2 separate regions of the Homo sapiens genome follow, and region 1 is linked to region 2. A link is a contact called in ENCODE Hi-C or POLR2A ChIA-PET data. All regions are on one chromosome and are shown on one strand. Each heading gives the region's core, a stretch centred on a gene start or an enhancer-like site at or near the end of the contact. The rest is flanking DNA. Distances are from core to core; before and after follow the strand shown.

Region 1 (2,923 bases), core at 263-2,762, 220 kb before region 2:
TACTTGGGAGGCTGAGGCAGGAGAATCGCTTGAACCCAGGAGGTGGAGATTGCAGTGAGCCGAGATCATGCCACTGCACTCCAGCCTAGGCAACAGAGTGAAGACTGTCTCAAAAAAAAAAAAAAAAAAAATTACCATATGATCCAATACTTCCAATCTGAGGTATATACCCCAAAGAATTGAAAACAGGAACTAAAGTTCTGATACATGTTACAACATGAATGAACCTTGAAAATGTTGTGTTAAATGAAACATACCAGATGTAAAAGGACAAATAATATATTATCCACTTATATGAAACATCTGGAATAGGCAAATTCATAGAGGCAGAAGGATAGAGGTTACCAGGGGCTGGGGAGAGAAAGAATGGGAAACTATTGCCTATGCTACAGTTTTTGCTTGGGATGATGAAAAAGCTCTAGAAATAGATAGTGGTGATATTTAAACAACTTTTTTTTTTTTTTTTTTTTGAGATGAAGTCTTACTCTGTTGCCCAGGCTGGAGTGCAGTGGCGCTATCTCGGCTCACTGCAACCTCTGCCTCCAGGGTTCAAGCGATTCTCCCACCTCAGACTCCTGAGTAGCTGGGATTACAGGCACCCTCCATTGTGCCTGGCTAATTTTTGTAGAGACAGGGTTTCACCATGTTGGCCAGGCTGGTCTTGAACTCCTGACCTCAGGTGATCCACCCGCCTTGGCCTCCCAAAGTGCTGGGATTACAGGCGTGAGCCACCGCATCTGATCTAAACAACATTTTAAATATACATAATGCCACAGAATTGTACACTTAAAGTGATTACAATGATATATTTTAGGATATGTACATTTTACCATTTACCAAGAAATATTGTGATATAAATTTACTTATCAAAATCCACCAAGTTATTTTGATCCACGAATAAGTCACATACAATAGGTAGAAAAGCACTGCTAGATTATCTTTAATAACAACCTAGATATTTTAGCCATATGAAGAAAGGTTTAAAAGTTATGAATTGGTACATTGTGAATGGCGCAGCCACGTTTTTTTGAAGTATATTTTGTTAGGCACAAATGATCACATGTTGAATTTATCAGTTGTGATGCTAACTTAAGGGACCCTTAGTGTAGAATGACTGTTCTCTTAGTAAAACATCCTGGCTTGCGTGCAAAAACCTTACATGTCGTTATAATTTGCCACCATACGTGTCAAAATCTGCAAGAAAATTTGAAAATCATCTAAATCACTTAGAATGGTAACAGAACGGAAATTAATCATAATTTTTTAAAGAACAATTGCATAATACGCAAAAATTCCCTATTAACAAGAATATTTGATTGGCTGCTTAAATCTTTATTACCAGAGTTTGTTGTGTTAGGTGCTATTCTCAAGGGGCTGGGGACCCTTGTTCACAGTGATGGGTGCCACCTACTGGATATACTAATATTTTCTCTGACAACATCAGAAATTCTCTTTCAGGACTCTTTTGGAAGCGAGTATTCCCTCCCTTCCCTTCCCCCTATCCCACTCCCACTAGCCCCATGTTAACACAGCTGGAACGGAACACAGAATTCCCATGAGGCTATGACAGGCAGCTTCTGACCTGGATCCCCTGAGTGTGGGCTACACTAGTGACTTGCTTCTAATGAACAGAATAGGACAAAAATGATGGGATGTCCCATCTGAGATTAGGTTACAAAACACCGTGACCTTTTTTTTTTTTTTTTTTTTTTTGAGACATGGTCGTGCTCTGTCGCTGAGTCTGGAGTGCAGTGGCATGGTCACAGCTCACTGCAGCCTCAACCTCCCGGGCTCAAGCCATCCTCCCTAATAGCTGGGACTATAGGCACATGCCACCACTCCCAGCTCATTTTTGTATTTTTTTGTGAAGACAGGGTTTTGCCATGTTGGCCAGGCTGGTCTCAAACTCTGGTCCTCAAGTGATCCGCCCACCTCGGCTTTCCAAAGTGCTGGGATTACAGGCATGAGCTACCACGCCTGGCCAAGACTGTGGCTTCTGTCTTGATTGCAAACTGTCTCTGATGCCTCTTGCGTGCTTGTTCTGAGGAAGCCAGCTACCATGCTGTCAACCACCCCATGCAGAGGTTCACATGGCCAGGAACTGAGAACAGCTTCTGGCCAACAACCAGCAAGAAACTGACGCCCTCAGGGGAACCAAGGCCCTTAGTCCAACAGCTTGTGAGAAACGGAATCTGGCCAACAACCACGTGAGTGAATTTGCAAACAGATCCTTCCCTTGTGAAACCTTTAGATGAGCCAGTAGCCCCGGTGAACATTCTGATTGCAGCCCTGGGAGAGACCCTGATTCCTGCAGCATAGAAACTGTGAGAAAAGAAATGTGTCGTTTTGAGCCATTACGTTTTAGGATAATTTGTTATGCAGCAGTAGGTAACTAATTCAGGGGCCCAAACTAATTCTGATGGATTTTCAAAAGCTTTAGAAGTTTCCTGTTTGAATTTGGCTTCATAAGCCTCAGTAAAAACTTTCTACTGTGCTTGCTCGTTTAGCCTGTTAGACCTTGTGTTCCCAGGGGAAAACTTTTGGACGCTTCTGGGGCCACTCAGTCTGTAGTCCTGCAAAGATGTCACAAAAGGTAAATCTTGATCATATACCATGTGAATGAGTGTTCGAAGGTTAGGTACACTTTCCAGAGGAACATGTATTTTTTTTTTTAATCATTAATTTTCTGTTGCAAGAGTATAACATGAATACACTCTCCTTATGAAAATAAGTACGTTATAAATAGAGTCCTCTTTGACAGTAACTCAATCTAGGTCCCTCTCCTCCCCACCTGTCCCCACCCTCAGTTATGAGTTTGGAGTAAATCTTTCCAGACCTAAAAAAAAAAAATTACATAAACACATGTGTTTGTTTTTGCAACAATGATACTCTCCTTCCATATCATTCACTTTTTTCATTACTC
Region 2 (3,135 bases), core at 572-3,071:
CTCCTGGTTAAATAAGTTGTTAGTATGTCTTTTTTAATGCTTTGATTTAATTTGAATGGAAAAGACATGGTAGTCTACATACTTCTACCAAGATGAAGATGACCAAGATGTTCTTGAAAATCCAAAAGTCTAGAAGACCACTGGATGTCTTTTTTTTTGAGATGGAGTCTTGCTCTGTCGCCCAGGCTGGAGTGCAGTGGCACGATCTCGGCTCACTGCAAGCTCCGCCTCCCAGGTTCATGCCATTCTCCTGCCCCAGCCTCCTGAGTAGCTGGGGCTACAGGGGCCCGCCACCACGCCCGGCTAATTTTTCGTACTTTTAGTAGAGCTGGGGTTTCACCACGTTAGCCAGGATGGTCTCGGTTTCCTGACCTCGTGATCCGCCCGCCTCGGCCTCCCAAAGTGCTGGGATTACAGGCGTGAGCCACCGCACCTGGCCGAGGTCTTTTACTGTGTATGTTACTTTTCTTTACATTCAGAGTAGAGATGCAACTATTTTATTAAGCAAAGAATTGGCTGCATAAACGTCCACTGAAGGCACAAAAGCTAAATAGCTACCCACCAATAATCTCATTCAGTGAGAAAACTAGTCCAATCAGAGACCCAAGGAGTGGCTTCCAGTCACATTTGTACCTTTCCTTAAAGAACATTCTTCCTGTCCTTTTAGTTACATATGTTTATGTTTACATATTGCCAAAAAAAAAAAAAAAGCCAAGGTTTGGTGGAAATGGCTAAAGTAAGCTGTACTTTATTCACTCATAATAGGAAATAACAATTTCATATACTGAGCCCTGAGTTCAAGTTCACTTTTTTTTTTTTTTGAGAGGGGGGTCTGGGTATGTTGCCTAGGCAGATCTTGAACTTTTGGGCTCACGTGATCCTCCCACCTCCGCCTGCAGGGTCGTTGGGACTATAGGTGCATGTCACCATGCCAGGCTCTCAAGTTCACTTGAGATAAAGAATACCCAACACTGTGTAAGCATAGACTCCTGTCCAAAAGTGGTGGTGAAGCGTGAAGGGGGCTGTCCTATGGTGGTGGTGTAGAGAAGGGGTATGAAAGAAAGTGCCAGTGACCTTACATTTGATCCTTTCCAATGGTAGTAGTGGGGTGGGGGGGTATGAAACAGAGTCAGTGACCTTGCAATTATCCTGTCCACTGGCATTGGGGAGGTAGGGGGTGTTATTGACCCTTGACCTCACAATGGATCCCGTCCAACGGTGGTGGTGGGGGGACATGAAATGCAATCAGTCACTTAATCTTGTGCGGGAAGGAGGGGAAAGGAACCACGAAAAAGAGAATCAGCGAACTAACAATCCAGTCCAAAGGTGTTCCAAAGGTGTTCTCTTGGGAGTCAGGCAGGGAGGTGGGGGTGGGGCTGGGCCACGAAACAGAGTCAGTCTAGTTAGGCTGTAAAATCTAAGTGTCAGGATGCAGCGAACGGCAAGTCCTCCTCCCGGAAAAGGCGCCTGCGGTTGAGAAGGGTCTTGAGCAGCGCGGAGGATCGGATTCCGGGCTCCTGGCCTCTTCCCGGTCCGCGGGCACCTCGGCTACCTTTCGGCAGCGGAGAACCCAGCCAGAGGCGGAGCTGAAAGCGGCTGCACTTGCTGGGCTGGGCTGAGTCCCATGAGCCAGGGAGGGGGGTCTCTGGCGCCGCGCCCGGACAAAACACAAACGTCACAGAGGCAGCGGCGGCCAATCAGTGGAGGGCGCGCGCGGCCGCGTGCCCCTCGCGCTCCTCGCCTCCCCTCGCGCGCCGCGTACGTGCAGCAACCGACTCCGCCCAGCGAGGCGGAGCCTAGGGAAGCCGCGGGCGGCCCGCCGCTGTCCTGGAGCTGCTGCTGCTGCTGCGGCGGCTGCACCGGCGGCGCCGAGGCCGAGATCGAGGCCGGGGTGCGCGCTTCGCAAACGTGCCCTATCCGTGCGGCTTGGCTGCGCCAGCCCTTGCGGCCACCCGGGCGTCTAGGCGGGTCTGTGCGCCGCCCGGGCGAGGATGCGGCTGTTCCGGTGGCTGCTGAAGCAGCCGGTGCCCAAGCAGATCGAGCGCTACTCGCGCTTTTCGCCGTCGCCGCTCTCCATCAAACAATTCCTGGACTTCGGTGAGTACGGGGCCAAGGGTCCCCATGGGCCCGGGGCCGCCGCCATTCGGGCTGCCACCCCGGATCTCCGCAGCTTCGGGGTAAAGTCTGTGGGAACCGCAGGCGGGGCTAGGGAATATCCGGGGGGCTCTCCTGGGGCTCGGATTTCGGGGCGCGGAGGGGCAGGGCCTGGCCCCCTCGCACCCAGCCTGGGACTTACCCGGAGACACAGAAACGGCGTCTCATTGCAGGACCCTCATCGCAGGCGAGACTCCCCAAACCTGCGGTCGTTAGCTTCAAATCTGCTTGACACAAACCTCACAGCCCTTAAAACTTCAGAACGAGATGTGGGTGGCTTTTTAATGTTTTTATTTTTAGAATTTTTTTTTTTTGGTTGGGTAAGAACTGTTTAGAAATACCTTGAGGTTGAATAAATTATGCAATGGCATTTTGTTCCTTTTCTGCTCTAAGGTGTTGCTGTGTGGCTGGAGTGGCAGGACTCGAACTGTTGTCTTCATCAGGTTATGTTAAATCAGTTAGAGGCCTGGCCTGCAGACGCCTTAGATGCTTGGGAAGAGCGGACGTCTGGGATCCTAGCATCAGAGCAGGGTCTAATACAACTCTGGCTTTAGTGCCAGCACCTTTCGTTTCTCTTCTCCATTGGTGTCCCACCCACATTCTCCCTGTCCGGTGGGCTGGTGGGCGGCTTTCACGGATTGAGGTGGGACCAAAGAAGATTCGGGTTCCCAGCCTGCCTCAGGCCTAGCTGAGATGGGAATAGATTCCACCACCTTCTGTTAACTGAATCATGTTTCCCCAGAAAACGAAGGAGCTGGTTGTGAAACACCTAAAAGTAAAACGCATGCATTGAGGTATCAGAATGGAACTCAGCATCCCTGGAGGAAAATCAAATCCAGCAGCAAAGATGTTCTAAGCTCTCCAGGGGAAATCGTAGGGTGTCTGTTCATTTAATGAATTTTATGTAAATGTCAAGGGTGTCAGTGATAGTGTCAGTTGGGCATAAAAACTAAAGTGCAGAGTAGGTAGAACATTTGAGGA

Evidence for each region. A loop is a pair of places that touch in the nucleus more often than their neighbours do. ChIA-PET counts read pairs that join two places held with the same protein, here RNA polymerase II (POLR2A). Pooled maps may share reads with other maps.
Region 1: a loop to region 2 is called in a pooled map, with 4 times the contacts of the local background. The contact joins the enhancer-like site here to the promoter of PDK3 in region 2. A Hi-C loop is called at or near these places in 3 of 37 single-sample maps with no recorded cell type and 4 of 50 pooled maps. POLR2A ChIA-PET finds 5 or more read pairs at or near these places in 1 of 52 experiments (T-cell).

The regions. Positions count from the first base shown.
Region 1 is chrX:24,240,844-24,243,766 of GRCh38, forward strand. No RefSeq gene overlaps it. Among named protein-coding and RNA genes, the nearest start is that of SUPT20HL2, 72 kb to the right of the region's middle. RefSeq lists an enhancer at 1,888-1,967. Within about 2 kb of position 1,513, at least 6 of the 41 ENCODE cell types and tissues checked have a DNase peak (open chromatin) inside an H3K27ac peak, as active enhancers do.
Region 2 is chrX:24,463,465-24,466,599 of GRCh38, forward strand. It overlaps PDK3 (pyruvate dehydrogenase kinase 3), which reads left to right and starts at 1,822. Exons shown (of 11, transcript NM_005391.5): 1 at 1,822-2,097. The coding sequence starts at 1,992. RefSeq lists a silencer at 1,563-1,882.